Linked DNA regions of Mus musculus: all the other regions are linked to region 1. A link is a loop called in an ENCODE intact Hi-C map of the cell type or tissue named here. Cell type or tissue: heart. All regions are shown on one strand. Each heading gives the region's core, and the rest is flanking DNA. Links, peaks and the distances in the headings are about the cores only. Region 1 holds the start of Gm2109 (predicted gene 2109). Region 2 has its middle 32 kb from the start of Gm46123. Region 3 has its middle 47 kb from the start of Lca5. Region 4 has its middle 37 kb from the start of Gm39384.

Region 1 (8,095 bases), core at 1,393-6,392:
CAAACAAACAAACAAATAAAACAACAACAACAATAAACAGAGAGCTCAAATATGAACAAATTGTAGCAAACCAAAGAATACCCAGGAATAGATAGCTTAAAATGCTTAGGTGAGACTTTTATAAATAAAGGGTAGGGATATCAGGCTGGAGAGATGGGCTCAGGAAATAAAAGCGTCTGCGGCCAATACTAACTAACAATCTGAATTCCACCCCTGGACCCACATGGTGGAAGGAGAAAACTGATTCCCAAAAGTTGTCCTCTGACTTCGGCAGGTGCTCAGTCACACGTGTGCACCCGCACACTTACACACAAGCACATGGAATACATTTTTTAAAAGGCAAGAAAAAGAAGTCTACAAGACTTAAATCAATGGATGCGCTAACGTGGATGGAGAAGAGCCCAGGCGACCTGACCCCTCCACAGGGAACTGAAGGCACCCGGGGAAGGCTGGGAACAGGAGAGGTGAGTTTGAAAGAAGAGACATGAAATGGAAAGGCAGAAAGGGGTGTGTATGGGAGGGTTTAGATGGAGGGAGGGGAAGAGGCAAGTGTTGTGATTATTGTAATTACATTAGGATAACTGCATTCTTCATTAAAAATGAAGAAGAAATTGAACACAAAGAGTGGAGTTTTATTAAAGACACCCACAGGGTCATCTTCCTGCATCCATCAGTTTCCCTTCTGTGCATCTATCAACTTCTAGCCTGTCTTGCGAGTGCATGGGAATTTTAATTAATAGGTGTCCCCTTGTTCTTTTATTTTCTATCACTGACTTAAAAAATACAAATCACATTGCTAATTTTCAATGGTTTCTCTTAAAATGATTTGTAGAAATGCATTTAATAAAAGCCAATATTACTTAACAACAACAACAACAAAAAGTCACTAAAATGCTAACTTAAATATTTAACCAAAGGCTGAGAGCATAATAGCCTATGTTTTAAACACACAAATAACAAACTTGAATTGAACCCAGGGCATCTTAAAATACATGCTTAAAAAAATAAATGATTGATGCCAATGTTTACAAATCAATAAATATATAATTAATGTAGAATGACGGTATTAGCATTTCACTATGAATTCTTTTTAAGCTGGGTGGTGGTGGTACACACCTTTATTTTTTATTATTTATTTATTTATTTATTTATTTATTTATTTATTTATTTATTTTTGGTTTTTTCAAAACAGGGTTTCTCTGTGTAGCCCTGGCTGTCCTGGAACTCACTTTGTAGACCAGGCTGGCCTCGAACTCAGAAATCCGCCTGCCTCTGCCTCCCGAGTGCTGGGATTAAAGGTGTGCGCCACCACGCCCGGCTTGGGTACACACCTTTAATCCGAGCAGCAGCTCTCTGCGTTTGAGGCCAGCCAGGACTACAGAATGAGTTCCAGGACAGCCAGGGCTACACAGGGAAACCTTGTCTTGGAAAGCAAACAAAACAGAAGAGAGAGAGAGAGAGAGAGAGAGAGAGAGAACTCCACACAAGGATCAGTCTGAGTTCAAAGGCCCCAATATTCTCCATTACTAAGTTTTTAAAATATATTTGTATTTTATGTATATAAATGCTTACCTATCTGATGCCTGCAGAGGCCAGAAGAGAGTGCTTTTACTGTTGACTGTGTGAGTGGAAAACACCACATACCTTTTCCTCACCTGGGATGAAGTGTCATTGGATCCTACCGGCTGTTCCAGGCAGACACTGCAGCCCAAGGAACAAAACAAAACAAGATACAAACAAACAAACAAACAAGCAAACAAACGGTGGTGGCTGGTGCTGGTGCTGCTGCCCCAGAGAGCACAGTCTCAGATTGCCTAGAATTGAAGTTATAGGATCTATCACTTAAAATTTATCTATAACTTATAGACAGTTCTCAGCTGTCATGTGGGCGCTAGGAATTGAACCCAGGTCCTCTGTAATTGTAGCAGCTCCTCTACCACCTCCTCTGAAGAGGTGCCTCTTCAGCTAGCTCCTAAATTTTTTTAAAGCTTCATGTTATTTCTAATAATGTGTGCACGCATAGCCCCTCCTCCCTCCCCTTCCTCTGTGTGTGTGTTTGTGAGCATGGAGGCCAGATGTTAGATTCCCTAGGGCTGGAGATACAGGCAGTTGTGAGCCACCTGATGGGGTGTTGGGAACTACTCTTCTAAGAGAGTAACAATCATTTAACTGCTGAATCATCACTCCGGCCTCCTCCAATTTTCTTATTAACGCAGTCCAGCCCACTCAAAACTGTCTTGTAGTCATGACTACTCTTGCTTTGTACTACAGCCTCCAACTTCATGTCATGTGAGTCGAGACCATTTTCTCTACAGGGGCTTATTACTCTTCTCAGTTTATGTCATGACCTAAGACGTATGCTAAGGAGTTTATCTTCATTGCAAGTAGTGACGGCAGCATTCACACATTCACCTATTACTTGACAACCAGGAGACCCCTTCCTTCTGTTCAACAGAGACAAGGTATGCCTGGATAATGGGTTTGTTTTGATGTTTAGCTTTGGGGAGGTATCGTCTGCATGAAAACTATGTCTTCCAAACCAAACAGGGTTTACTTGTTCTAGATTTATTCATTTACTTTAATACATATTTTTTTCTGTGTGGTCTGCATACCAGAAGAGGGATCCTATGGGACTGCAGTTGTAGATGCTTGTGAGCCACCATGTGGGTGCTGGAAATTGAACCCAGGTTCTTGGAAGAGCAGCCCATGAAGAGCCATCTCTTCAGAGCCCACCTCCCAAAGGATGTCTTATTATGCACAGTGTTGTGTATGTATCCGTTTGCTGTGGCTTGCGTCATTTCATTCAGATGCTTAGAAAGCTTACAGAAATGTTGATTACCTTAAATGACAGATGATGAAAACAGTAGCTTTTGAGTATAAAAATAAGCGTGGATACCTTTTAGGCTTTAACAATAGAAGTGTCAGATTACAGAAATCATAATGAATGTCATCTTAATTTATCACATAGCATGTTTACAGGAAGTATAGAAAATTAAGAACGGTACAAAGGAAAAGAAAGTCACTTTCATGCCATAGCAGAAGTTTAGAACTCCAGATGTTGTTTTCTCTCTTGTTACATTTGAAATTAGTTTGCTTTATTTTGCACCGTTAGAGATGGAACCCAGAGCCTAACTCACATCACCAAGTGTCCTTTCACAGAGCTACAGTCTTGTCTGTGGGTTTTGTGCTTCGGTTTTAAAACTATGGTCATAGTATACAGATTCTTTTACAGTTCCGGGGACTGAATCCAGGCTTGTGTGAACACATAAGCTCTGAACAGACCTCTCACAAGCTCCAGAGTTATTTGGTTTTTGTCTAAGCAAAAGAATAACGGCTTTAGGTTGTAAACTTTGTTGCTTTTGAGACGCTGGTATTTACAATGGAAAAAATATGCAAAGTTTTTAATCATTTAATTTATGTAAAAGGCTTCATTTTAAAATTTATAAATGTTTTCAAATGTTGTCTTTAGTTAAATGCTACAACTGCCAGAATAGGATAGTGGATTCTAGGAAGCACCGCCCTTGCTTCATAAGCACAGACAGTGGCCAATACAAAATTAGGAACGGAGAAAAGGGCAAACTCTTACAGCCCAGGTACAGAAAAGCAATCTCAAACTGGGTTCGTCTGTAAAGCGACAATCTGTTGACTGGGGTCTGAAACTGCCATGAGCTATTTCGGAAGAGCACACAGGGCTTGCACGGGGTCCAACTTCTTCCTGTCCCTCGCTTTTCCAGCACTGTGATGATTCGGTTTTCAGTCCATCTTGAGTGAGCTTGGAAGGCTTTCAAGCGCTGTGTGAGTGGAAAACACCACATACCTTTTCCTCACCTGGGATGAAGTGTCATTGGATCCTACCGGCTGTTCCAGGCAGACACTGCAGCCCAAGGAACGCAAACAAGACAAGACACAAACAAGCAAGCAAGCAGGCAAACAAACAAACAAACAAACAAACAAACAAACAAACAAACAAACAAACAGAAGGTGGCGGCTACCTGTGCTGGTGCTGCTGCCCCAGAGAACACAGCCTCACAGTCCTGAGCCGTTCGACAGACACCGAGCTCCCGGGAAGCGCGCCATCTAGCGACTGCACCTGGGAGCAAGGTGGTGTGATTATTTTTTATTTTTTGTTTTTGTCCCAATTCCTTCATCTATAGGAACGTTTCTACATGGATAAAAATTTCTAGACCATGGTATTCCGAGTACTAACTAAGTTAACATAGACGAAATACCTTAAAAAGCAGTAGCTGGAAAGACAAATTAAATCTCATTCTCTCGATGTTCTGGCCTTTGTCATTGAATACGCGACTATAAGCACTGTCACCACTAGATGGCAATCATGTGACAAGAGGTAATGAATAGTCTTTTTGGCAAACAATTTAAGAATTGGTGGTAGCAACCATTAACAGGTGCCAAAAAGTGTAGAGGCCTGAGTCCAGTTCCTGCTGCCCAGAAACCAGACTGCGACCTTGATCAAAGCTTGAATTGATCTGTAGTCTGGATTTCTTCAAGTGAAAGTGAAGGCTAATTTTGCATTTTGTTTAATGGTTTTGTTCTTCCTATTCTGTAAGGAGAATCTTCTGTTTTATAATAATTGTGACTGTAATCTCCAAAGCCCCAAACTGCCCAACAGTGCTGGTTGTTAATATATATCGTTTAAAAATACAGTGGCGTGAGATATAATCCATTCATTTATTCCTAAGTTGTGGGCACTCTGGGGGGCCTGAAAGAGTTCATGTAATTTAGAAAAGGCGACTAATGGGCCTGCAGAGGCACTCTTGAGTTATACCTAACTCAGGAAGCCATCCTCCGAGGAATACAAATAGAGAACCGCACTATTTTTTTTTTTAAGTCATAGTGAGAGCAAGCTTTAAAAGTATTTCTCAGTCATATAATTACGTACTTAATTCTACATTCTCAAAATGACTTAGAAAAGAAGCCATTTGGAAGATTTCAGGTTCAAAATATTAGCAATATCTGGGATAGTGGGACACATAAGGAGACATGACATTCAGTTAGGTTTAAAAATGGACGTGACAACTGTTTGCTTCTTCATGAGTCAAACCTTTAGGACAAAGTTGAAATAGGACAATGTGATACAAATCAGCATTTATGTTGTGTGTTTTGTGAAGGAAGGTATTGCATTTTTTAAAATGGGAGACCTTGGTGCTCTGAAATTCTATTCTGTGCTGTTTTTAGCTTGTTCAGTATAAAGGTCCTTGTATGGAGTTACCCAACTCATCCCAGGGGTGCCCACATGATCCTCATTCCACGTCTATGCATTGGCCTTTACTTCTCAGCAGGCTCTTTTCTTGGGGTAAATCCTCCTGGGCTCTTACAACTGGAACACAGACATAAGGATTCACAGATGAGGTGAATGGAGATCCATTAAAGTTCTTAGCGTTCCCTTCATCTTTCCTAAACCCAGACAGGGCTTCCCTCAGTGTCTTATGAGAAGGGCACAGGGTAATTATTCATCACGATGGTGCTGGGTAAGAGCTATTTTTGTTTTCTCTGTCTAGTATCTCTCCCACACTTAGTACTTTTAAAATTATAATTATTTTCATGTCTATGGGTGTTTTAGAAGGACAACTAGGATTCAGTTTTTGACTAATTCAATGGCATCGAGTTGGAAGAAAGACTTAATATGATATGAACAAAATCAGGTATTTCTTTCCTACCCAATTTGGAGCAGACACAACCCCCACTATCAGGTTTCTGGTTTGTTGCACACGGTTTGAACTTTATAGTTCACGTGTTGAATGGTTGGACCCAGCTCGTGGGCTTTATAGATCTCTCAAGTCTCACTCCCCCTTTCTTCCCCCTTCCCCTGCTTACTGCCTCCTCGGAAGCGAAGTGAAGATGTTTCTCTACCATGTGCTCTCACCACTAGGATTCTTCCCACAGGCATGAGCTCAAATAACCATGGGCCGAATCCCCTGGAACTGTAAGCTGCAGGGATCTGTCCTCCCTCAGGCTGTTTATACTGAGCATTTGGTCATATGATCAGAGTAACTAATGCACTCCCACAACCTCTCCGCAAACACACACACACACACCCCTCACACACTGTACACACCACACACACACACACATCCCCATCACGCCCCTCACACACTGTACATACACACCACACACACAAACCATATATACCATACACACACCATACACACTACACATACCCCATACATACACACACCCCACATACCATACACACATACACCACACTATCACACACACACACCCTCACACAGCACACACCATACACATACACATTACATACCACATATACACAAACACATCATACACTCACACATACATACACACCACATACTACACACATCATACACCCCATACACCCCACACACATACCACACATATGCACATACACATATAGACACACTTTCACCACACATACTCTCTCACACATACACTCACACACACATACACACACTCACACACCCATCACACATACACACAGTCATATACCACACATCACACCCATCACACCCATCACACCACACACACACACACACACACACGCCAAGTCACAATCTCCATTCCTGTTAATATTTGTATCTTCAGACCAGGTCGTGTTGCGTTAAGTGGGCCTGGCAGGACTTATAACTTGCTGGTTGCACAGATTTCTTCCTGTCCAGTGGTCCCTGGTGGTGGGAACATGGAGACTGAAGCCAGTCAGACTGTAGGGACACACTGACGTTGTCTAATATTCTCCTGGTCACATATAATTTCTGTGCAGTATTGCTGGAAGATGCTATTCTCAAGACACTGTCCTGTTGATTCTCACAGGATTCTATTTCTTCCATAGGTACCATCCCCACACATTCTGCAGTTTTTAAAGACTTACTTTTTATTATTTTTAAATTGTGTGTGTGTGTGCATTTAAGTCTAGGTGTCCTAGGAGGCCAGAGGTGTCACATGCCCTGGAGCTGGAGTTTTAAGCAACTGTAAGCCATACTAGGTGGGTGCTGGACACTCAATCCAGGTCTTCTGTAAGACTCTTAACCACTGAGCCCGTCTCCAGCCCTGAGCCCTGTCTCCGGCTCTGAGCCCTGTCTCCAGCCCTGAGCCCTGTCTCCAGCCCTGAGCCCTGTCTCCAGCCCTGAGCCCTGTCTCCAGCCCTGAGCCCTGTCTCCAGCCCTGAGCCCTGTCTCCAGCCCTGAGCCCTGTCTCCAGCCCTGAGCCCTGTCTCCAGCCCTGAGCCCTGTCTCCAGCCCTGAGCCCTGTCTCCAGCCCTGAGCCCTGTCTCCAGCCCTGAGCCCTGTCTCCAGCCCTGAGCCCTGTCTCCAGCCCTGAGCCCTGTCTCCAGCCCTGAGCCCTGTCTCCAGCCCTGAGCCCTGTCTCCGGCCCTGAGCCCTGTCTCCGGCTCTGAGCCCTGTCTCCGGCTCTGAGCCCTGTCTCCAGCCCTGAGCCCTGTCTCCGGCTCTGAGCCCTGTCTCCAGCTCTGAGCCCTGTCTCCAGCCCTGAGTCCTGTCTCCAGCCCTGAGCCCTGTCTCCAGCCCTGAGCCCTGTCTCCAGCCCTGAGCCCTGTCTCCAGCCCTGAGCCCTGTCTCCAGCCCTGAGCCCTGTCTCAGCCCTGAGCCCTGTCTCCAGCCCTAGGTTCTGTCTCTGGCTCTGAGCCCTGTCTCCAGCCCTAGGTCCTGTCTCTGGCTCTGAGCCTTGTCTCCAGCCCTGAGCCTTGTCTCTGGCCCTGAGCCCTCTCCCCAACGCTGTTGTTTATATGAATACGTGTGACATAGCTGACATTTTGTTTTCGTCACTTGACTTTTTCTCACAGGAATTCTGTTAGCTGGAAACAGCTGTGAGTTGAGAATCATTTTCCTGTTTTTCTACAAGTGCAAAGATTTCTGGTAGTATTCAGGCCACTGCTCAAGGGTGTTCAGTAGCATGCAGACTGCGTTCCTACACTTGCTAGCCCAGATACACTGTTCTGAGTAAATAGAAGAAAACATGGAGGAGGATAGGTGAAAAAAATTACCAAGACCTTTGGAGTGAAAATGGTCCCACACAGTATGCAGCGCCCAGTGACTTAGACAGCGTCATAGCATTGTGTCCTTAGAGTTGGGCACCGAGAGTG
Region 2 (8,095 bases), core at 1,692-6,691, 310 kb after region 1:
GGAGCAGATTTGAGAGGAAGTGCCAAGTAGTTTCATTTCAATTCACCTTTGTTTTTTGGTCCATTTTGTTATGTTTAATTCAAGATCTTTTTTGTAGCTGGAGCTGGCCTTGGGCTCTTGACCCTCCTCCCCTGATGCTATGTGTGCTGATATTATAGGCATGTTCCACTACGCCTGGCTTATAGCCTGTTCTTCAATGTATTGAGTTGTTGAACATGCATACAGACATGTACAGGCAGCACACAGAAGGCAGGTCTGCAGCAGAGATGTTGATTTAGAGCTTTATTCTACGCATTTGGCCTCTACAGTCAGGAATCTGCACAAGGTTATTTAGTGTGCAAAACACATGAGTTGAAAAAGGGTTGTAATAAACTAAAATGGGTTCATTAGCTTGTACCTTTAAAGTGGTTTCCTTAAAAATAATTCCTCAGGAGAGCAGGAGAGCTGGCCCTATCCCTCACCCGCTGCAGTACTCGGGAGAGAGGCCCTGCACCTCACTTGGGCAGCACAATAGAGCTGGTGACAAGGGCATGAGCTGGCTGTCAGTGGGCGAGCATGTACAAGGTGGCTTCACAGCTTGTCTGCCCTGTGGTGTCATGGGTGAGGGAGAGATGCCCTCCTCACCCCACCCCTTGCCCCTCATCACCTATGGCAGGCAGGAGAACTGACTCTATCCCTCACCGCACAGCTGGCTCTACTGTCTTGGGTGCAGGTGAGCTGGCCCAAGGGCATGGAAGTGGGAGAGCTGGCTCTGTCTCTTGGCAGCTGCTGCATTGGGTAAGCTATCGGCTGGAGTGCTGGTGTCCTGGTGGTGTGGGTGTGGGAGTGCTGGTGGGCTGACCAGTTCACATGCCACCTACACCCACATGTAGGGCTTTGAATGTACTCACCCCAACATCTACCCCAAATATGAATTGCTGGAGTGTGTGAAGGGGCTGGTCCTACAGGTCCAAGGCTGCAGGAGCTCCATGACATAAGGTGACAGCAGGATATCAAGATAAGTCTGAATGAGGGTCCAGTATTGATAGTGTAGCAAAAGCCAGAGACCTTGAACTAGACCAGTGATTCATTGCAGTAAATGTTTGAAAGCAAAGAAGTGTGGACAAAAGGGTATACTATAGGTCACAGGGACATACTACAGCTTCTACAACAAGATTTTTTTCCTTTGGGGGAGGTACAAGGGCAGAGGGCAGGGAAGGAGACAAGGAGATGGGTGGGATTGGGCTGCATGATATAAAATTCACAAAGAATGGATCAAAAGTTAAAAAAGAATTCCTCATTTTTACTCAAAGCCTCAAAAATGATACCTCAATTCTACAGTTAATGAAGTCACAGGTCCCTCCTATCTTCCTATTAATAGGAAAGGTGTTTGATTTTTGAAGATTTTGGGGGGAAGAAAAGCCATTCTTTTACTCTGAAAGGCTTGATCACTAATCATTTTGCCTCTGTTAAATTTTCCAAGTGGTGTTGAAGACACTTGAAGATATTCCCTGTGGCCTCGGCAGACACCAGCCACTGGGAAACGGAGATGAGATGAAACAAACCTCTCCTTCTACCGACCCATCGGAAGAGCTGCTTGCTCTGAGGGCTTCTGCCTGTCTGTTTCCTGGCTGTGTCTTGCTCCAGTGATCCCCGTTTCCCCTGTCAGCACCACAGATCTCACTCTGTCACCCTCTTACAGGACTCTCTGGACCAGTGCCATCTGTGGTTCAGAACATAGGATAACATGAAAAGACTTGCAGCACTTTCTTGTTCTCCACAGCCCCTAAGCTGAGTCACAAAATCCCCACGTGCAACTAAACTCTTCCTGCTGACTTCCTGAGGATGCTTCTGTAACAGGTGCAAAGGGAAGCACTATAGACTACTGTCCAGTCTAAGCTAGCTTGTTTTGTGTTGCTGTGATGTCTGTAAGCTTCTTGGTACCTTCCTCACCGTGGTGGTTGGGCTCGTCTAAACGACTCACAGCTGTTCAAGCAAACACTGATGTCCTTTCTAAAAAAAGAATATTGTTTGAGAATTTCATAGATGCATATATGTGTTTTCATCCAGTTCCTCTTCCTTCCCCCCTAAGTTCTCCCCTATACACGCCCCCCACAACCACTTTTTCCTAGTGTGATGGAGGATGCCATGTGATGATGGAGAAAGACTATCCTTATGTTCACAACCCAAGGGATACTGAGGACTGTAATGGATCACCACAAGCAAGACAGGAGCTCAACCAGAACCCTTCCAGGGTCCTCAGAAAGCATGTGACCGTACAAACACCTTGATAAAAACTTCAAATCTACACAAATAGAAGGACATACATTTCCGTTTTTTAAAGAAACATTTAAAAATATCTATTTTATATACTGTTGCTTTGTCTGTTTGTTGATGCACCATGTGACCATCTGGTGCCCTTAGACACCAGAAGAGGGCATAGGTTCATCTAGAGCTGGAGTTCCAGGCAGGTGTGAGCTTTGTGGGGCTAGGAATCAAACCTAGGTCGCCTGGCAGAGCATCCAGTGCCTCTTAACCAATGAGTACCTCTTGAAAACATTTTTATTTGACAGATAGCAGTTATACATATTGATGAGCTTCATAAATAATTTTATTCAGGTATACTGTGCCCTTTGAACTCACCCTTATACAGAACATGTTAAAGCCAAGATATTTTTAATGTGGATTTCATAGTGAATTTAGGAATTTTGTATTGAATAGAATTTGACAGAATTTGTGCTGTAAATTATCTAAGAAAAGCCTCAAGAGCAAAATCACCTGGTAATCAGAGACATGGAGTTGGTGAGTACATACTTTGTCTCTACATTTGAAATGAACCATCCAGGTGTCCTATTTTAAAGAAGTACGTTGACAAGGACACTAGGACTTAAAAATATTTAAAGAATGCACTTTTCATCCTGCTGTTAATGAGAGGTAGAGCCAGGGCTTAAGCCCACAGGCGTTTCACCCAGAGCCTTTAAAGCTCGCTCGTCTATAAATACTGCACTCATTCTGTCTGCAAACACTGAGCATCTCATGTGCGCATCTGCCTAGATCGCAGTGCTCAGCCTTGTAAACTGGCGGAAGCAATATCTGCGTTTCTGGACTGAAGGGGAGGGGAGGCAACAGCGTCTGATTAGTATCTGATTTAGCAGCTAATGTTCGGATGCAATGTGGAGCAATGAACTCAAGGAAAGAATAATCCAGAATAGAAGCAAGATGCATATATTTATAATAATATAACGGACACTGCAATATGAGTAAATACTTTGTGCACTTGAATGGCTAAGATACATATGTAGCAGAGGATGGCATTGTCTGACATCAATGGGAGGGGAGGCCCTTGGTCCTGTAGAGGTTTGATGCCCCAGGGTAGGAGGATGCTGGAGCGGTGAGGTGGGAGTAGGTGGGTGGGTGGGGGAGTACCCTCATTAGAGGCAAAGAGGAGGGGAAAGAGGGCAGATGGGATGGGGTGTTGTGGAGGGGTAACCAGGAAGGGAGATATCATGTGAGCTGTAAAGAACGGAATGATTAATGAAAAAAAAAAAGATTTCACCTGCTTTTCCTTAGCCATTCAAGTGCACAAAGTATTTATCCATATTGCAGTGTACATGTCTGCTTTTTAAAGCCACCCCAGTTACAGCAGTTTGCAGAGGCAGCCCCAGGAAGCCAACCCAATGAGCTTTTTCTATCATTACATAGCATCTTCATCAACAAACAATAGTGTCATGATATTGCATGTATATAAACATACCAGAGCTAATTGCCAGTATGCTCTTGGGGGCATTTTTGCTGCTCTTACAGACGCTTCGCCACTTGGTTGTGTGTATCAGCTTCACATGGTTATCTATACACTGGGTCAGGACCCCAGGAGTGGGGCATGGCTGGTTAGCAGTTAATATGATATTGTCCTCTAGGATTATATCGTTTGCACAATCACTAGCCCACTTTGACTGTCTCATAGACATTTCAATACTGTTGAGAATGCTTGTATTCACTTCACTCCAAGTGAGGTGATGTTAGACACCATTTATTCTACGACTGCCTGTTCCAATCCTTTCTTTCCCAGGTTATTGATCTCTCTTTTGATGTGTTACATTACCCCTTCATGATATAATTTAGGGGAACCCCTCCCCACCCCCTAGTGTGAGGCTGGAGCTGTATTGCCCTCATAGAGAACCAGCACTCACATTGGACGGCACACAACCAGCTGTGACTTCAGTTCCACGGCATCCAACTCCCTCTTCTGGTCTCTGCAGGCATTGCATGCACAAACATACATGCATGGAAAACATGCACAGACATTAAAAACAAAAATCAAGAAAACAAACAAACAAACAAACAAACCCCAAAACCACAAAACACAATCAAAGAAACAAAAAACCCCAAAGGCCAACATATAAATAAATGCAAATAAAAATAAATCCCTATATTTATTCTTATCTTTTGATTTTTCTTTTAATCCATCATATTTACTTTTTAAAGTTTTATCTGTAATTTATTCTTAATCATTCTAGATTCAAAATTCTATTTCACTTTCTACAGAAATAACTTTTTTTCCTAATGTCTACCAAGCTATCCTGACACCTTTTCTTTTCTTTCTTTCTCTCTCTCTCTCTCTCTTTCTTTCTTTCTTTTTTTTTTTTTCTTTTGGTTTTCCATGACAGGGTTTCTCTGTGTAGCCTTGGCTGTCCTGGAACTCACTCTGTAGATCAGACTGTCCACGAACTCAGAGATCTGACTGCTCTGCCTCCCAAGTGCTGGGATTAAAGCCAATGTACCACTACCTCCAGACTCTGACAAAAGTCCATTTAAGGGTTTGGCCTGCTCTAGGGTCTCTATTCAATTCCTCACATAACAAACAAAACAAAAACAAAAGGTTGGATTTGAAATTCTAACTTTTGAAATACAAACCTTAGTTGTTACTTCAAAGTTTGATGCAATGCATTTTGAAATTCCGTCTTTATAACATACAAAATTATTATACACAATAGAAACTATTTCAGATTCTGATTCTGTTCTATTTGCTTCATGCCTTTCCATGTGCCAGTGGCTGCCTTGCCTTTACTGGAAACCATGCAATTCATCTTAATGAGCCTTGGCACTAGACTCTAAGTTTATAACGCACCTAAAGTTTTTCAGTGTTCACACACACACACACACACACACACACACACACACACACACACACTTTTATGCTTTAAAGACCTTAGAAGTTTTGTTTGTTCTTGTTTTCAAAAGTCTTTTTATGTAACTCAGACTGGGCCAGACCGTCTAATCCTAATGCTTCCCACTCCTAGGTGCTGGGATTCCTGGCGTACATCTCCATGCTTGACAAACTTTTATGCTTCTTCCCTCCTCGGTGCTGAGGATCAAATCTAGGACCCTTTGTGTGCTAAGCAGATACTTAACTAAGCTACATTCCATACTTAGTTAAAAAATGTTTAATTAAAAAAAAAACCTTTGGGGATATTAAGCATTCATTCATTCATTCATTCATTCATCTATAAATTATCTATCATCAATTATCTATCTATCTATCTATCTATCTATCTATCTATCTATCTATCTATCTATCTATATCTATCTATCTGGTATGCTTATGGGTGGGAATTTTGTCTGCATATTATGTCTGTGTACCATATATGTGCAATGCCCATGGAGGCCAGAAGAGGGTGTCAGATCTCCTGGGATTGGAGTCATGGCTGGTTGTGAGCTACCAGGATTTGGATGCTTCCAATGAAGCCCAGATCATCTGGAACAGCAGCCAGTGGTCTTAACAGCTCAGTCATCTTTCCATCCCCTGGGGTATTTTTATTAAAACAACATTGATATGTCTGTAATGCTGCCTTGCCTTTCTGAGGATATGGACTGTGAAGTTCCTCTATAAACTTCACTTGTGTTGTAAGGGTTTGCTGGATTATTTTTACACAGTGTTTGCATATTTCTCGGTACATTTATTCTCAGGCATCTTCTGGTTTTTGTGTTGCTGAGGATGGCTCCTAGGGCCTTTTGAATACTGAGTGTTCTACCACTGAGCTGTATCCCCAGGCCCGTTTTGATTTCTCATTGCTACTAAATACACCATTTTCTTTCATAGACTCTTTGACACAACCACTGCTTATATATGTAAAAGTTAACTTTTGAGGTTTTGGGCTATATAAACATCTTTATAATGATCATTTTTAAATCCGTATTCCCATAGGGCACCACTTGTACTTCTCGGCTTCTTGCTCGCTACAGGCCTTTGGAATAGTGCTGAAGTTGTTCATAACTGTGTCATGCATAGTTTTAATAGGAACACATAAACTGTTTTCCCTTTATATGTGGCTGAACTTTGGGGCTGAGATAGATTTAATTTTCCTCATGTTAAACACATATATTTTCTCATTTTATTTAAGAATTTTAATCAAGAGCAGTTGTCCAGTTGTTTTTCAAGTAGTGTGTGTGTGTGTGTGTGTGTGTGTGTGTGTGTGTGTGTGTCTAGCAATAAGATTATATACTTGTTCACTCAGGCCTAATGGGGTGAGTTGTATACTAAGAGATGTTTCTATTTGTATTGTAGCTGCTGTAGTTTTTTACTTCATACAATATGCTAAAGTGGTATTCGATGCATAAAAGATTTATAATTACGTCGTTGCCGTGAATTGGGCCATTAGCTTTAAGAACGTCTTCATTTTTGTGGATCTTTATGCTTTGAGGGTTGGATTTCACCTTTCCTATTAAGATCTTGGTCCTGTCTTTATTGTGAAGTATATTTGAGTCCCGTTTATTTTTAGCCTTGTTTTGTGATCCAGCCTGAAAAGCACTTTCGATGTATATATTAAGTTACTTGGCATTTATTGCTATTCAGATAAGTTTGATTTTTGTTCCACACTGTTACTTTATACACTCCTGTGTCAGCAATTTTTTAAAAATCTTTCCATTATGTGGATTTTTCTTTGCCTATATTTACCCTTTGATATTAGGAAAGGTTGAGGCGTTCTCCAGCGTCTCACCCCCTTTCCCTCTACTCTTTTGGCTAATGTCTACTACAATAGACCCTAACCAGGATGTTAACAGCTAGAATGCTTCTTTTCCCTGTGCTCCATTCACCCACAAAGGATTTCGTTGGCATTATCTTTCTTATTCTCTGTATTATTGAACATTGTCATGTTTCTGCTACTTGGCTGATCAACTTTAAATGATGCCTTTCAACCTTAAACCATTATGGGCGAGGCCGAGCATTTCTTTCTTTGCTTCCCAACTTCATTCATTCAATAATGTCTCTGCCATGAGGACATAGCATTTGCATTCGCTTCTACCCTGTTCTTCACCGGTGCTGGCCTTCTGCCAAATCTATTCACTGCGCAGAGGCGATCCTTCTGGAGTAATGCGGGCGGTCACCTTTCATTTACCAGAGGAGGCTCATCTCCGTGCGCTAGGATCCCCACTGCCATTTCAGTCCTCAGTTAGGTTCTAGATAGGATGCAGAGGGTCAGCTGTCTTGAACTATATTGATTCATTTATGTGCCCTGGAAACAGAGAAAGTGACCTCACTGTGAGACCTTTCAGACAAGGAGACAGTTGATTTGAAAAAGGGCTTCCAGAAAGTAGGGAGAAGAGACCGTGGAGAATGAAGTGGGAAAAGACAGTTCCAACACATATGTGCTCTAGTGGATTGAGATTTATTGGAGTAAAATGGTTCTTGCTGTCACGGGGATATTGTAAAGGCTGTATTAAGTGTTTCATGGAAATGAGAAGGGGGCATACTCTCTCCATCAATCATCATCCTAAGTGGGCAACGCTCTCTCACTCTTACAAGTGGAGGATGTGTTTTTGGTTGTGAGCCTTGCCTTTAACCGCTGAGCCATCTCTCCAGCCTGTAAGTGGAGAAGGTGTGAACACCAAGGATGAGCAGTGCCCAGGTGTGGTGCTACCCACAGAAACACACTGTAGCCTATATGGAGGGACATGCCACAGAGAGGGTGGCTGGATTCAGGTGAGAGGAAGAAACGCTGAGATGACCCCTGAAACTCTGCTGTAAATTTTGTCTTTGACTACAGGGTTAGGGCTATTTGATATTTCTCATTAATTGTAACTTTGTAGCTTACTGCTATTGGAATTTTATGGCAGA
Region 3 (8,095 bases), core at 1,392-6,391, 200 kb after region 1:
TAGAAAAAACTGGGGAAAGAATAACTCAGAACTGGACATTATTATCATGTGACATGAAAAAGCACACCACCCTGGAAAGCTAAAGCATTCTAAATAAATATACATCTATGGCTTCCTCCTTCCTTCCCTCTCTTCCTCTTAGCTCTCCACGAAGTCATAATTTTCCCGTCTCCTACCTGACTTCAAATCTATCTTCTTAGCTTAAAAATACATTATAAAAATGATAGAATGATAAGAAAATATAATAAGCACACCTACATAATCTGCGAAATTTTAACACATCTCCCAGAAGAATGGATGGATCAGTCAGACAAGCATTAGTCAGACCATCAATGGTGTGAACAAATGGGAAAAACATGACATCTCTGCAAATGGGTATCGTGTGTTGAGGGGTCTAATCATGAGTCGGTCTTGTGTAGAGGAATGCATCTATAGTGAGTTCAGCAGTGCACCAGCTATGTCTGTCGAGAGGACATCCTTTGCCGCACATCTCCCCATCCTTGTCCTCTGGCTCTTTCATTCTTTCCACCCTCCACTGACATGTTTCCTGAGCCTCGGTGGTGAGGAGTGAGACAGTTGTCCTACTTAGGGCTGAACACTCTACTATAACAGATGTTGGTGACTTTGGCCAGATATAGATTTCTTCATTAAGCACTCCACCCTCTACAGTAAGAAACTTGCCTAATGAAGGTTTGGTACAACACTAATCTGAAGGTAAAAATGTTTTGATGACAGTTTGACACCTTGGTCATTTAACAAAACAATACTAGTAGGTTCTCCAAGAGGACCTATGCACTCCCTAGCCATAGCTTTTGATCAGACTCATAGAACCAGGAATGAATTTCTGCTTATGGAGTGGGCCTCAAGTCCAATCAAAAAGGGTTGGCTCTTTCCAGGACAGTCATGCTATTACTACATTAGAGGGCACATCTTGCCTGGCAAGTCATTATTGTAGGTCACTGAATCCTAACCATGACTAGGTAAGACTATTGGTGATGTTTTTTTTAACCTCCAGTGCCCTGCATGGCGCCCCCTGGCACTGTGAAGGCTGATGGGTGGGAAGGAAGCTTCCAGCTCAGCTCCAGTTTGATTATCCGATTCTCTTCACTGACGTGTGATAGGCGTTCAACAACCGGGTCTTAACTTCTGGTGAACAAACAAGAACAATGATATATACATACATATACATATATATATGTATATACATATATACACATTATATATATATATAAACATAGAGAGAGAGAGAGAGAGGTTTTGTGGGTGCAGGTTCCCTGTTATACATAGAAGACACTATTTCATGGACCCGACATCCTGGTCTTCTGGCCTTTTCAGTCTTTCTGCCTCTTCGGCAATGTTTCCTGAGCCTTAGATGTAGGGTTATGCTGTAGATATATCAACTGGGCTTGGGTATCCACAGTCAGTTGTTCTCTGCATTTTGACCAGTTGTGGATTTCTGTAATAGTCTCTATCTCCTATAAAAAGGTAAGAGATGGAAACTAATCTTATCTTTGGGTACAGGGATAAGTAGATGTAATATTTACCCATATAAGTACTTTCTGTGAGTGTCACTATGTCTTCATTTGGTTTCAGTTCCCTGTATTAAATGGTTCCGGCTCAGGGTCTCTTGAGCAGGAATCCAGGAGTGAGGGTATCTACCCCACAAGGGCATCTCTCTGCACTATGGACTGCTCAGCAGTCTGTGAGGCTGTGGACATCTATGCTGGGATGATGCATTTAAGGGAATAAAATAAGTCATGTAAGAGTGAGTATCACAGAAACCAACTACATTGAACTGTAGTTCCAAATCATTAAACAAATTTGAAACAGGTATACTGCAGACAGAGTAATTAAGTTAGAAAGTAGTGATTTATGTAAGCGATATTTGTCTGTGTTTGCCATACATCATGAGAAAACAATTATTTTCTCATATCAGCGTGAGGAATGACTAATGATCACTATAGGGAAAGCCAATGTGATGCTTAGACTACTGTGGTTTATTCCCTATGTTCAAAGTTGGAGGAAGTGCTGTTTCAAATAGAGGTACGTGGAGGCAGTCACAGCCCATAGAGAGAATGGGCTGAGGTGACTGAAGCAGCCACTTTAAGAGCAAACTTTGTGAAATACTCAAAATTTGTTAACTTCAATAATTGTTCTTATTTTGAAATAGGGTATATTATGTCGTCCAGGCTGGTTCTGAACTCTCTAGCTCTAATGATCCTCCTGCCTCAGCTTCCTGACTAGCTGGGACTGCAGGCATGTACTGTCACACTCAGTCACCATAATACTTTAACACAATACTTTCTAAAACCAAAGGGAAAAGTAATTTGTGGCAGAAAAGGCAAAATAACTAAATTAAAACTCTGTCTGAATGCCTTGGAGGCTAACGTCACACTGCAAGTATTCTCAAGTGCGCCGGCTTCTGTAAGACATTCTCGCTCTTCCTTCTTCCTATCGAGCACTGTTTGTGCAGAGTCATCAGAGTCTTAATCTTATGCTTACACGGGTCAATGAATATAATCAAGTTTTTAGGAGTATATATGTTTCCGTAGTATACAAATTTCTTAAAATAAAAATTATATTTAAATATATCTTATATATCTCAAAATATATCTTAAATATATATATTATATATCTTAAAATATTAAGAAATTTAAGAAATATAAATTTCTGCTGCATACGTAGCAGAAGATGGCCTACTTGGCTATCATCGGGAAGAGAGGCCCCTTGGTCTTGCAAACTTTATATGTCCCAGTACAGGGGAACGCCAGGACCAAGAAGTGGGATTGGGTGGGTAGGGGAGTGGGGGGGGGGAGGGTATGGGGGACTTTTGGGATAGCATTTGAAATGTAAATAAAGAAAATACCCAATAAAAAAGAAAGAAAGAAAGAAAAAGAAATAGAAATTTCTTAAAATGAAGTTTCAGAAATCTAAGGTATACAATGCCAAAAGCGTGGTGTCTATGGATGGCTATCTTAATTATACCTTCACCATGTCTACAGGTATCAAATTATAGCAGTCACATTATATTCCTTGAGTGTATGCAGTGTTAACTTGCCAATTCTATCCCAATATAACTGGACAAAGTTGTCTGACATTTTTTGGCAGTGGTGACTAATGAAATGTAATCGGAATGGGGAAAGACAATTTCACTTAGCGTTATTGTGTTTATGGTTAATGAATATGTTATCTTTAAATAATTCTGATTATTTCTCTTGTGAGGTGAGATATTCTATATGCTAATAAATAATTTAGTGCATGTCCCCAAAGGAAAGAGAGATGCTTAGGGGCATTTTCACCCATTCACACTGCACTGTTTAAAAAAAAAAAAAAAGAGCATCAAAGACAGACTGAAGGGAATCATGTGTCTTCATTCGCTATGACAGAGCACACTCTCCCGAGAATCATCCCTAACAAACAAAGCATTTGTTCTATAACTCCCTGTCCCCTGTGCTGGAGCAACGACAAACAGATCACTCTATAAGATGCTACGATTGCTTATGGAAATTTTGGAGGACTTGATTTATTTTCAATTTGTTCATCAATTTGTCGCCGCCTTTACTGAGGCTCCACCTAGGGCCTGTTTCTACAATTACACGCGTATTCATTAGAGTGATCTCAGCCTGTTTGATTGTAATATCCAAAGCCCTTAATCAAATAGGAGAACGCTCATGAGTGGTTTTTCTGTCCCCCTCCTCCGGTTGTTGTCTAGCATGTAAAAATTAGATTCCATCATTCCCTCCTAGGAACTGAACAGTGAGGTTGGTAAACCAGGGCGCGTTGCTTGCCGGGTGAGGATGTGGTCTTGGTTCTTTGCCTTGGATCACTGCTCTGCAGGAATGCAGCCAGGTAACCGTCGATAGAGGTGGTCCCAGCTCAGAGGGCAGTAAAGTGCAGACATCAGTCACATCCTGTGTACCCCAGGGAACCCTGGGAGAGGCTTAATCACGGACCAGAGAAAGATTAAAGATCCAGCCCACAGAATTTGGCTCCTAACTTTGGGTGTCTTCCTCTTACATTTTGATTACGTGGGTTTCTGGCCTTTCCTCCTTGTTCAGTCGGTGATGTGATTTTGTACATTCGGTCTCTCCAGCCGTGAGTAAGGCAGAATGCTTTGAACTGAGCTAGCACCCCAGAGTGTTTTGACTCGCACCTGCCATCTGTCTGCTTAGTCACCGAGCAGCCCTCCTTCTCTAAGTGATGATCTGCACTGGATGTGGGAATTGGCAGTAACAGTTGTTGTGTTAGGAGATTTCTGGATTCCCTGTCTTCTTTATTCTTGTCATGATAGCAGTATGGCACATTAATGTTTCAGATATTCATTTGGCTTTTTCTTGGAAATACCATATGTTCCTAAAGATACTTAATGTGGGAAGAGTGGGGGTAAAGGAAGAGAAGGGAGTATTTTTTTTAATGCTACTCTGAAATTGTACACACGTAGGGCATTAGCAGGCAACACGAAGGAGAGTGGAATTCTCCCAATTAACTCACAATGTCAGCCTTAACTCACAATGTCAGCCTTCAATTTCTGCAGGCAGATCCCAGCCTTCTGCATTCCCTGTTGACAGCTAACTCTGTGCAATCTGGGTTAAATTCTGTATAAATGAAGATAGAAATGTAAAGAGCAGGTTTCTTCATACATATGGTTGCTGGAACCACTGTCCTTCAATCGACTAGGGCAGGTCAGCACCTAAAGGTAAACAGGTCCACCGTTGAATCGAGATGTAAGCTGGAAATGTGGTTGTTCAGCTTAGCATCTATGACACATAATGATGGCAAACTTAATTTTGACTATGTCAACAGAATTCACACACACACACACACACACACACACACACACACACGCACCCTCATGCAGCATTGGTAAAAATTAAAAAAAACCTGGTTGTGTCTATTTTTGGGGATAAGAACAAAAAGTCTCATCATAAACAAAGCACAATAAAATTCTTACTATAATAAAATGAAATGAAAATAAATACATTTAAAAGTAGAACCTCTATCATATCGCTGACATCCTCTTTTGTATACCTGACCTAGTATCTCCATTTGTCTCCTATTCTGCTTTCTCTATCCCCAGTAATCACTGTCTTCAATTATGTGTGAGGATTTAACTCGGTTTTACACGTATTTACTTATTTTGGAAGCACTCATCTGCCATGGTGCACACGTGGCGGTCAGAGGACAGTTTGCAGGATTCCGTTCTCTCCTTTCTCCATGCAGGTTTATCAGACAGAACTCAGGTTGTCAGTTGTGACAGCAAGTGCCCCTACTGGCTGAGCCACCTCACTTGGGGTAGGACTCTTTATTTTTTATTGTTTTTCTATCTCCCTAATCCCTAAGTAAATACATTTGTGGGTTTTGTCTATGGTCATACTACCCTGCTCTCGTGGGATCTCAGAAGCTAAGCGGGTCTTGTTAGTACTTGGAAGAGAGGTGTTTATGGATATTTGGATGTTTTTGTATTTTATAGATGTAGAAATGAAGTTTATGCAATTTTTATTACTTTGTTATTCATCTGGGTTATGTGTCAGACATTCGTTCATGAGTACACATGAGCATTCAGCATTCTACATCTGTGTGTTAGGTGTGTTGCACAATCACACATGTGAGTGTGCAGGCGGACACGTCCACATGTATACATGCCGAGGCTGGAGGACAACGTCAGGTATTTCCCTTTATTACCCTCTCTCAACCTTAGTCTCTTGAGACAGTCTTTTACAGAGTCCTGAAATTTGATGGACTAGCCAACCTGTTTCCACCTGTGTCCTTCCCCCATGCTGAAGTTACAGGTGCTTGCAGCCATGTCAGGTTCTTTTTTTTTTTTTTTTTTTTTTTGTGGGTGCTGAGGATTTGAACTCAGGTCCTCATGCTTACACAGCAAGCACTCTTATCCACTAAGCCACATCTCCAGTAATGTGCAAATGCAACACAACTCCTGTAGGCAGCCTCATGTCAATGGTTCTTTGTGTTGGTTCCAGATTTTATTGTTAAAAGCAGTGCTGTGATGACTATTTTAGTATCTGCTTCCTGCTGAAGGTATGTAAGGGTTTCTGTCATCTGTATGTGTATATCTTGAAGTGGAACCACTGGGTATTAGATGGGTGCATCGTTGGATTTTAGAACTCAGGATTCTGAGTTCTGGACAAGGGTGCAGAATTACACTAGCAGCCTCCTCCCTGGAGTCTTGGGCTTTTGGCTTTAGACTCAAAATCATATCATCAGCTTCCTTGGTTTGGAGGTCTTCGGAGCGGCACTGAGCCAATCTGCTAGCATCCAAGGACTCCAGCTGACAGACAGCCTGCCAGGGGACTTCCCAGCCTCCCTGACCATGTGAGTCAATTCCACTAATAAACCTCATTTATGTATGATAAGTAGCCTATGATTTAACAACAACATAATCTTATGGGGCCACCATTAGATGCACCCATTATACAGTGCTTGGCTGTACATCTCTCATATTGATCTGTAAGGGCCCATGGTTCACCAAAGAATGATACCCTGGACTCAAATAATATGTAAAAGCAAAGAGTGTTTTGTTCTGCAGAGGTCCAGCATGCTGGGGTCTTTCATTCTAAGATGGAGAAACAAGTAAGTGAGCTGGCAGACATTAGGAGAATTTCAGGGTAAGTGACATTTATCTTGCTCCATTTCTAGGGACATTCCAGAACCATTAGCAGGGCATAGGGGCTGGAAACTGTTACTGGGGTAAGGGATAGGGGTCTGGAAACTTTTGCTGACCCATTGCCCTTGCTTCAGACCAGGTGGCAGGGCAGCTTCTGACAGTAGGGTAGTTTCTGAGTAGCTGCCTGAAGCCTGGGATTTTTTTTTCTAGTAACTGACTTGTCTGAGCTTGCCTGGACTTGCCCAGTTCTTAGTCCTAGTCTCCTGAACTGCCAATTTGAAGCCTGTAATGGAGTCAGCCTAGCCTTCTCAGATCTATTTCTCTGTCTCTGGTTTTTGTTTCACTGGTGTATGTAATCTCATGCTAGTTCCACATTAGTGAACATTTAAATATTACTGGAATTATGGTAGACAACTTTCATGCTAATCGCATGGTTTTTCCCCCCATTGGTGTGGTGATGATTCTTTGTCCTCATGGGGCACTCGTGGACATTTTTTCTTTTGCATGAATGCTATTATTAGTTTATCAGATTCCACAAAAATAATTTAGCAATGATTTTCTGCAGATTCTTTCAATACCATTTTTTCTGTAACCATAAGCTGAATTTATACAAATATGTGCTACAGTATTTTAAAGGAGTATTGGGGAAGAAATAAATCATGTGACATCAAAGTTACAAAAATTCATTTAGTAAGTTCTTATTTTGTCTAAGAAATGAGAACATCATAGCCTGTAGCAAAGTGTAAGATCAATGAATGTTGAGGTTCATTTAAAAATGGGGCTTACTTGGGGAAAAACTAAGGTTTCAATAAAATCATAAAATAACCAATTGCCTGGCTTTGTTTTATATGCTACAGAAAATATGTAAGTAAAATGAAGTATGACTTCAGTTTTCTGACTGTTTTGTTTTTTTGAGACAGGATATTAGTTAGTATGCAGCCCTGGCTGGCCTGGAACTTGCTATGTAGACCAGGCCAACCTCAAACTCACAGAGATCCTTCTGCCTCTGCCTCTTGAACATTGAGATTCATGGGATTCACCACCACATAGGCCATCACTCTGGTTCCTAACAATTAGTAATGTATTGTAGGAATAATCAACACTAACATTTCAAACTTCATAGTTCTAACTATGAGCTGTTGGGAAATAAGAACTCAGATGCTAGAAAGGACAGTATGAGTTGACTCTCAGGAAAAACTCCTTTCGAAACAAGTAGAATTTTTTAAAGGAAAGGATATAATTATGCTGTCATGTATTTGACACTCAACAAATATTGGTTAATTGAGAGACATAAAAAAAAACCCTTTGTCACGTGGGTACAGAAGAATTCATGTTGATCCACTGGGAAACTCACTGTTAAGTTCAAGAGGAAGAATGACTACACCAAGGAGAAACCCAGCCACATGGCAGTTGATTAATTTAGTTTTAAGAGAATGAAAATCTGGGAAGAAAAATGTCCCAACAACTTGTGCT
Region 4 (8,095 bases), core at 1,216-6,215, 82 kb after region 1:
GTCTTCCTTGTTCTCATTTTCACTGCGTGATTTCTGGGTTCCCCTGTGTTTCTGTGGGGTGCCGGCACATTTGCTACTAGAAGTCCACCTGCCCAAACTTACATTTGTTTGTTTGTTTGTTTGTTTGTTTTTGTCCTTAGTAATTCTCTTCAGGCATGGCTGGATCTATTTCATTTCTTTTTACTATTTCAGGACTTCGGGAAAACTGAAGCACTTCGCCCAAAAACTTCCACTGAGTCCAATCCCAAGGTTGTGTCCTCGTGTTCGCCTGCCCTGACTTTTGGATGGTTTCTCTCCCCCTTGCCTTTTCCTATAATGGTGAATATTGGTTTCTCATGTTGGCCAATATCTCCTTTTCTGCCCTCTGGGACTTCATGGGCTATTTCATTACAGCCACCAGGATGTCAACGGGGTGAGCCTATGTGCTTACACTGGCCATTTCACCTGCATCTCAAAACAGCCTGTTTCCCTACTTGGATTAATACCATCCATTAGCTGAGTTTTAACATTTTCGTGCCTTCCTTTCTCTTCTCCCTCAGGAGGAAACAAAGCATCTTCATGGCTGTGACCTCAGGTCAAGTCTTCATCGCTGAGGTGACTTTCTAACTAGTCAATAGACCTCTGTCCTCATATGACCCTCACCCCGACCCCTCACCTGCCATCCACTCATTTCCTTAAAACCCAGACATAATTATTTGGTACTCTTAACTGCAATCCTTCAATGTTTCCCTGAGCCGATAACAACAATTCTCACATATCAACGTGTTCGTGAATCACCCAAAGACCTTGTCAAAATGGAATTCTGACTGGAGTGGCCGCCACAGAGATGATCTTTGGGCCACGCTTTCAGTAGCCAGATCTTAAAGATTCAAATCTCATAGTATGAAATTCCAGTCCCCTTATGACCAGGCCCTTGTTCAGAACACCTGGTTGCCTGTGCTGGTTCCAAATCGTTATTCTATCCCAGGCCTGTGCACAGGCTGCTACTGCTGATGGAGGCTCTTCTGAGAAACTCCTTTCTATGGATCGTAATTCGAGTTTTCAAATAAGTTCCTCTAACGTGATATTTCTGGTGCTCTGTCCATGACAGAAAGGGGTTAAAAAGCTCCCCCTCTATGCACTTTTATTCTGGGTCCTTTTTGTTTGTTTTCAGTGCTAGAGAGCAGGCCGCTGTGCCTGCTAGTGGACCCCTTTGAAGTAGTCACGTAATATTTAAAGTAGCAGAATGATATGCACACCTTTGTCTCTCATCTTTACTGTGTAGCTGGCCCATGGTTCCCTCGGGGTGGGGAACTGTATTAGTCAGCGTTCTCTCTCAGGGAACAGAACTGGTAAAATTATTATCTAGGCCAAGAATTAATATAATATAAAACCCAAGAGTTTGGTAGTTGTTCAGTCCACGGGACCGGGTGATGTCCCTATTGTCCCGATCTGGCTGGAGTCCTAGAATGCTGATGGTCATCCATCTATGTTGGGATCCCAAAGAAGCAGGTTTTAATGGCAGCAAAGGGATGCTTCAGTACAAACTTGCCAGCGAGGGCACACAGGCAAATAACACAAGTATCCTTCTGTGTCATATGTGGGCTGTCGCCAGAAAGTGCCACCCAGATTTAGGGTGGATGTCCCCACCTCAAACGACTCTTCACGGCATGCCCAGATACTTAGGTTTTACTTGACTCCAGATGTAGTCGAGCTGATAACCAAGGTCAGCTATCACGAGAACCTTTGTGCAATGCCTGGCGCAAAGTGAGCTTATTGTTCATCCCGCTTTCTTTAAGGGAACCTTCTTCACAGGCTGTGCGCTGATCCTTGACCCTCCCAGGTCTCCGGCCACACTTCACATCCCTTTCCATAGCCTGTGATGTACGCACCGGCTGTGGATGAGGCCACATTCAGGAGTTCAACATCAAAGACCATTTCTATAACTAGTAGGGAAGGGATGTTTCACAAGCTCTTTGGCGTGAAATGGTTCAATGATATCACAATTGTCTCACGTGTCTTAACAACTCACACTTGGGTTGTTAGCATGGAGATTTTTTTTTTCAAACTTAATGAAAATCTCCCTGAATTGTTCCTGAGGCTAGCGGGAAGAGAACAGAACTGTGAAAGAGCCTCACAAAAAAATATATATTTTACATCTTTCTAGAAATGTTCTTTTAATATTTTCACTGGGTCATCAGTTCTAGCTTTATAGTTTCTTTTTATCATTAGACATGGCTAACAAAGAGGTAGATTAAAATACTTTTGAAATCTTTGACTGTTTGGCCAGGTTGTACAATCTCCTATAGGACACAGAAGTAATGCTTTTGTGAGAAATCACCCTCCCCTTTCCCTCCCTCCTTCTCTCCCTCTCTTTTCTTGTTCCCTCCCTTCCCTCCCCCACCCCCAGAGAGATATTTTCGTAGGAGAATCTCTCTCATAACATAGCTAAACCTCATCTGCCACTTTTAGTAAAATCATCGAATATCTTATTGATCATAGCAACTAATAAAGTATGTGTACATTTGAACCTTTGCATGTTGTTATTTGCTCTGTTTTAAAGCTATTCACTTGGCTAACTCTTCCTTATCGGTCAGACATAGAACTAACTGCCTCATCTGAACTAACCTCCTCCTGGTTAACGCTGCTAGAAATCTGATTTATTTGCTTCATCCGCATCCTTTCTTCTTTAGAGTCAGGGACTTTAAATATCCTTAGCCTGGATCACAGGGTTAGCGCGCGCAATGCTCAAGGTAGGCAGGATAATGTTCTTGGCTAAAGATAGTGCGCGGATGCACTACTTCACCCTGGCGGCAGCAGGAAGCTGATGGGAGCTCCTGGAGATGAAGAGGTTACGCTGGATTATTATGTATGGTGACCCAAGGTAATCACTGGGGTCCTCTCAAGAATGAGGAGGAGTGTCTGAGCAAAAGGAAGAGACAGGAAGTAGCATGCTAGGATTCGTGATGTGACTGTCAACCAGGCAGCCTCAAGGGGCCGAGAAGACGAGGCAGCTGATTTTCTTCTGGAACAAACAGAAGCCATCCCACTTAACTCTTGGCATCAGCCTGTGAGACCTCTAGCCTGAATTTTACATGCATCCATGTTGGGAGCCGCCACATCTAGATGGCTTGTCAGCAGCAGGGAGTCGCTGCAGTGTTAATTAATGTTGCTGTGGAGAGTGTCACAGAGATGCGCCCCTGTGCCTCTCTTCCCTCCTCTCCTGTGTGGTAATTCCTCTTCCTTAGCAGCAAAGGAAGGGCTGATCACTGTGGCTTTCCGACCCATAGTGTTTCTGCTCCTGACTTTCTGCTGGTTCAGCAAGTAAAGTTTTCTATTGCCCCGGGCACTGTGTGGCTTCCCCCAGAGCCTGCATCATAGTTACAGATTTTCTATTGCAAAGCATATGAGATCCTGTGGTTGATAACGTGAAGAATCTGACTTGTTCTATAATTTACTTTAGAGAAAACTCTCGATCCTTGGACAGTGAGCTTGCAGAAGGTAAACCTTTGCAGGTCTGCTTCCACTCAGGCTAGACTTTCCCCTCCACAGGAGCACCCCCCCCCCATCTTTCTAGAATGAGGTTTCCTGACGCCTTAGGCAATCTAAAGTCGTGTAAAGATTCACATGCTGCAAAAGGCTTCTGAAAAGGCCACTGCCACCTTCAGGGTTCTCTTCATTTGTTCTGGTAATGGTTAAAATGAACAGGAAGCCCTCTACTTGCATCTAGACATCAGGCCTCTAGGTGTCGCTGCTGCCCAAGCCCTGTTATACAAATGCCAGCCTGCTCAATACATACTGCTTTCTCAAGATTTATCCAGCGTGTGTGTGTGTGTGTGTGTGTGTGTGTGTGTGTGTGTGTGTGTGTGTGAATTACAGACCATTATCACTCTTCTCCCTTTCTGTATAAAATTAAAGGGATGAAATCATGTACCTGGTTACCAGTAAATGTCATCCCTTTTGTTCTATGCTCCTCTTTAGCACTAGAATATCCAGGCTCCTTTTGTTAGATGGGTCTTGCTTATCTGTTCAGATGGCCTCAGATTAGCAATGCTCTTGCTTCAACCTCCCAAACAGCTGAGGCTGCAGGTGTGTGCCATCACACAGACTGGATATGTTATTTAACTACCTCTTTATTAAAAGTATACCCAGATCTATATACAGAAGTGATTACCTTTGTATAGCATATGCCAGTAGTTTCCCTCCCACTAGATGTATCTGCGGTTTTAGAATCAACTGTGAGTCACGTTGCTTTTCAAGGTCGTGGGAAGGCATCAGAGAGTTCATTAGAGATCTGGAAACACCATGGCCAACCTCGAGTCACTTAAAGGCTGGTGCCTTCCGTGTCTAAGAGTTTGCTCATTAGAAACTATTTTGAAATAAGAATGCTACATAAAAGAACTTAGAAGGCCTTTGTTCTACTTTGGTTTCTGTTTCTGGGACAAACACCATGATAAAAAGCAACCTGGGAAGAAAAGTCATTGTGTTGTCTTACAGCTTATGGTCCTCCATGAAGAGATGTCAGGGTGGGAACTCAGGCAGGATCACCTGCCCAGGGTGGCACCGATCTCAGTAGGCTGGGCCGTCCCATTATCAACCATCAATAAAGAAAATGCTTCACAGATGTGGCCACCAGCCATTCTAATGAGGCAAAGTCTCAACTGAGGCTCCCTCTTCCCATGTGATTAGTTTGTATCAAGTTGACAAAAAGTACCCAGCACAGCCTTGGAGATAGGTGACAAGTCTGCTATCAAGAACGATCTTGTCCCACATGACCTTCCGTGACCTTTCACCCTTTCCTCCATATGACCAGATGCAGGGACGCTGTCTCAATGCTAAATGTGACAATTTCCTCCAACACCATTGGCTGAGCCATTCCTTTTGCCACTAGCATCACTCACTTCAAATAAAAATGTATTTTATTTTTAGCTGCGTGCATGTGTGTGGGTATTTGCACAAGATTGCAGGTGGAGGCTGGAGGCACTGGATCCCCTGGAGCTGGGATTACAGGCCAGGTGAGCTGCAGATGCAGAGCACGGAATTCGAGTCTTTTGTACACAGTTACCTGGTGAGCCAACTCTCTAGCCCCTCAGCACTGTCTGGGTGCCATTCTCTGCAGTTACACTGACTTTGTAACTTATGGTTGCTGAAGGTCATGCTTCATAGCCTTGGCCCAGACAATGTCGGCCGGCTAAGACACAGGAACAGCCTTTTGAAAGATACTTCTAGGCTTTATCTCTGCAACTCAGTAGAACTAAAGCTTGAGACAATTATCTGCTAGTATGTGTGTGTGTGTGTGTGTGTGTGTATATATATATATATATATATATATGTATGTATACATATATATGTATTATATATTATATGTTATATAATATGTCTATATATCAATCAAAATATGAGAGCTTCCCTGATCTTACACTTAATCTATGTGCAGTCACTTCCCACTGGCTTTCAGTGTAACTGAAGTTATTATTAGGCACAGAACTTCACTTTGACTGTAATCACAGCTACTGGAAGACAAGGGAACACACTGTTTTTTATCATCCACCCACTTGTTCTACCTAAGAAAACTACTGAACAGCCGTTAGCTCATATATTAAGGGCTACATCTAGTTAACTTCTAAATTGCCAGATTCCTGTCTTACTTCTACAAGCAGCACCTATTGATCTCTGACTCCAGGACTGAGGCTAGTAAGAAACCCAGGAAGGCCAGAGTTTTTTGTTTTTTTGTTTTTATTCCCCCTCAGTCAGAGCAACAACCCAAAAGTTGTCACTGTCTAAACTGACTGGGTAGTTAAGGGTTGCAAAATATGCATGAAATTAAGTGAATTTTGTTCATACTGAGAAAATGGATAGCACAGAAAGGTCTCAGGTTTGGCTGTATTTGTGTAGCACAGCAGCAGCAGCAGCAGCAGCAGCAGCAGCAGCAGCAGCAGCAGCAGCAAGCCTTCCTTAGCTACTGAAAAGAAAAACCAGGCTCTTCAATTAGCACTTTGCTAAGATCAAGGTCCCAAATCTCCCGACGTGGCTTACACTGCACTTAATGTCTGACAAACTTGGGCTTTCTGATGAAGGCGGTCAGCATCCAGCCAACAGCGGTATTCAGGCCTGCCTGTGGACAGCACATAATCCACAGGCTGGAGCCCACTGTGCAGAAGGGCCCACTGCAGACGCCTCTCCTACGATGCCTCTCCCAGGCCCACTGGCCGGTGCAATGGGGAAGGCGCTGTGAGCAGCCACGCTGGGAGTGGCTTTCAAGTGCTCATCGAGGCGGAGAATGGTACTGGCCTTCTGAATCTGGATCTGCTACTCTTGACTTGGTCAGCGTGTTTTAGTGGCACACAAATCCCCAAGGTACACATGAGAACATCCAAACGTGGACCAGGGACAGACAGAGGCTCAAGTGCGTTGGTGAGCACAGCACTGACCAGGCATCACTCAGGACCAATTAGGTTGTTAGTCATTTTTCTTTGACTTTGCATTTCCCCAGAGTTAATAAAGGGGGGGGGTCTGTGGCAGGATCACTGATCCAACCATCTACCCACTCAGCGACTCACTGGATACCTTGAACTGAGAGTCAGGGCGCATGGCATCCATCACCTGCCATTTCCTGAGACTCGCTTGGTCCTTCACTTCAGACGACCTCTTCTGGGCAAACAGGTTAGATGCTATGGAGAAGGGTTTTTTGTTTGTTTGTTTGTTTTTCAGTTATTTACTTGCTGCAGGAGTAAGAACAATGTGTGTGTATGGCGGGATGATGAGAACATTCAAGTGCAGCCAAGCACGTGCTGTAAGAGCCAGGGCCTTTAGAATTATTGTGATATATATATGTATATGTATGTATGTATACACACACACACACACACACACACACACATATATATATATATATATTTTTCACTGTTTTGGAAGTCAAGGGACTAGGCTAAGGCTAAGGCTCTAAAAACAGGCTACTGCTTACCATGAATCCCAGATCACATGAGAAATTACATCATAAGCTTTCCATATATACTTCAGCACCATAGTATTCCTTTTTTTTCCTACTCAAACAAATACAGGTTGGGGTTTGTTATGTAGCCCATCCTGACCCCAACCTTTCCATCCTCTTGCTTCAGCCTCCCGAGTTCTGGGATCACAGGTGTGTGTACACACACAGGCTGAAATTAAATTTCACCAGCTTAATGAAATCGGCCACACAATCAAAATAAGGATCGGCTCAAGCCTAAACTCTGTCTTCCAGATGGACTTGTGTTTGTGACAAGGCCATTCCTCAGCCTAACAAATCGCTAGCTCTCCAGTGAGGTCAGGCCAACAAGGCGTACATATTTCCTGTAAGCCATTTTTACTTAAATGACTGAGGTTTTACAAAACACTGGCAGTCTCATCCTTCAGCTCTTAAAGTGACTGGCTCCAGATGTCACTTAGAGATTCCTTTTATGGAATCCCTTGGTGGCATGTCTCAGTCACTGATTTATTTTCTTGTAGCTGCGAATTCTCTCTTCAATTGCTGCTTTGTGGTTAGAGAGAGCATTCCACTAATCATTGTTCTCTTGAAGGGCCAGGGGCTAGCCTTTTCAGTAGAGGTATACTGGAGGGATACTACGAGAGACGTGGCTCTCCTACTGTGCCTGACTGCTGCACAGTAGGTCAGCAGTGTGGGTAGCTTGTGTCTACATAGTTCTTTAGTGACCTTGCACCTTTGGCCTGAGCAATGTGATAACCCCTTTGGCATGGACGCTATTTGCACCAGGCCTCCCTTTGGCACTGCCATCTGCTCCTTCTGTAAGCATGGCTGCTCACTAGCTCAGCAGGCCAGGCCTTAGCCTGTGCTCTATGGGTGGCTTCCTCTTTGACCTGCGAACTTCCTACCATCCAGGAACTGCTACAGTATCTCCCTCAAGGACGTCTGAAGGGCAGCCTCCCTTCATGCTTCCCCTTCTTGGATAGTCTCCATCACCCCCAGGGGTTTCTCACATCTGACAAGCTTAAATTTTTTTTTTTAAATCAGAGTTCAGCAATTCCTTATATTCATCTGCCTTGTTTAAATCACTGTGTGATTCTTATCTCTTAATTGGTCTTAGGCTAACATAACATATTTCAAACTTATAGCTGT

Evidence for each region. Hi-C counts contacts between places; a loop is a spot of excess contacts. Peaks named below come from ENCODE experiments on the same cell type or tissue, not always from the same donor. Only the 100,000 strongest peaks of a DNase experiment are listed, where the experiment ranks them.
Region 2: a loop joins it to region 1, with 5 times the contacts of the local background. A loop is called at or near these places in 4 of 42 quality-filtered maps.
Region 3: it touches region 1 in a loop (6-fold over the local background); 6 of 42 quality-filtered maps call a loop at or near these places.
Region 4: it touches region 1 in a loop (4-fold over the local background); 7 of 42 quality-filtered maps call a loop at or near these places.

The regions. Positions count from the first base shown.
Region 1 is chr9:83,687,706-83,695,800 of GRCm38, reverse strand. It overlaps Gm2109 (predicted gene 2109), which reads right to left and starts at 4,326. Exons shown (of 3, transcript NR_046066.1): 1 at 4,230-4,326; 2 at 3,993-4,090; 3 at 2,554-3,791. Gm39385 (a long non-coding RNA gene) reads right to left here and starts at 1,021. Exons shown (of 3, transcript XR_870964.2): 1 at 1-1,021. In heart, for the core only: a CTCF peak has its summit at 4,228; no DNase peak of the experiment used is centred there; H3K4me3 peaks cover 622 bases; H3K27ac peaks cover 259 bases.
Region 2 is chr9:83,379,088-83,387,182 of GRCm38, reverse strand. No RefSeq gene overlaps it. Among named protein-coding and RNA genes, the nearest start is that of Gm46123, 32 kb to the right of the region's middle. In heart, for the core only: CTCF peaks have their summits at 4,226 (motif pointing left) and 5,654 (motif pointing right); no DNase peak of the experiment used is centred there.
Region 3 is chr9:83,484,323-83,492,417 of GRCm38, reverse strand. No RefSeq gene overlaps it. Among named protein-coding and RNA genes, the nearest start is that of Lca5, 47 kb to the right of the region's middle. In heart, for the core only: a CTCF peak has its summit at 3,583; no DNase peak of the experiment used is centred there.
Region 4 is chr9:83,605,743-83,613,837 of GRCm38, reverse strand. No RefSeq gene overlaps it. Among named protein-coding and RNA genes, the nearest start is that of Gm39384, 37 kb to the right of the region's middle. In heart, for the core only: a CTCF peak has its summit at 3,708 (motif pointing right); no DNase peak of the experiment used is centred there.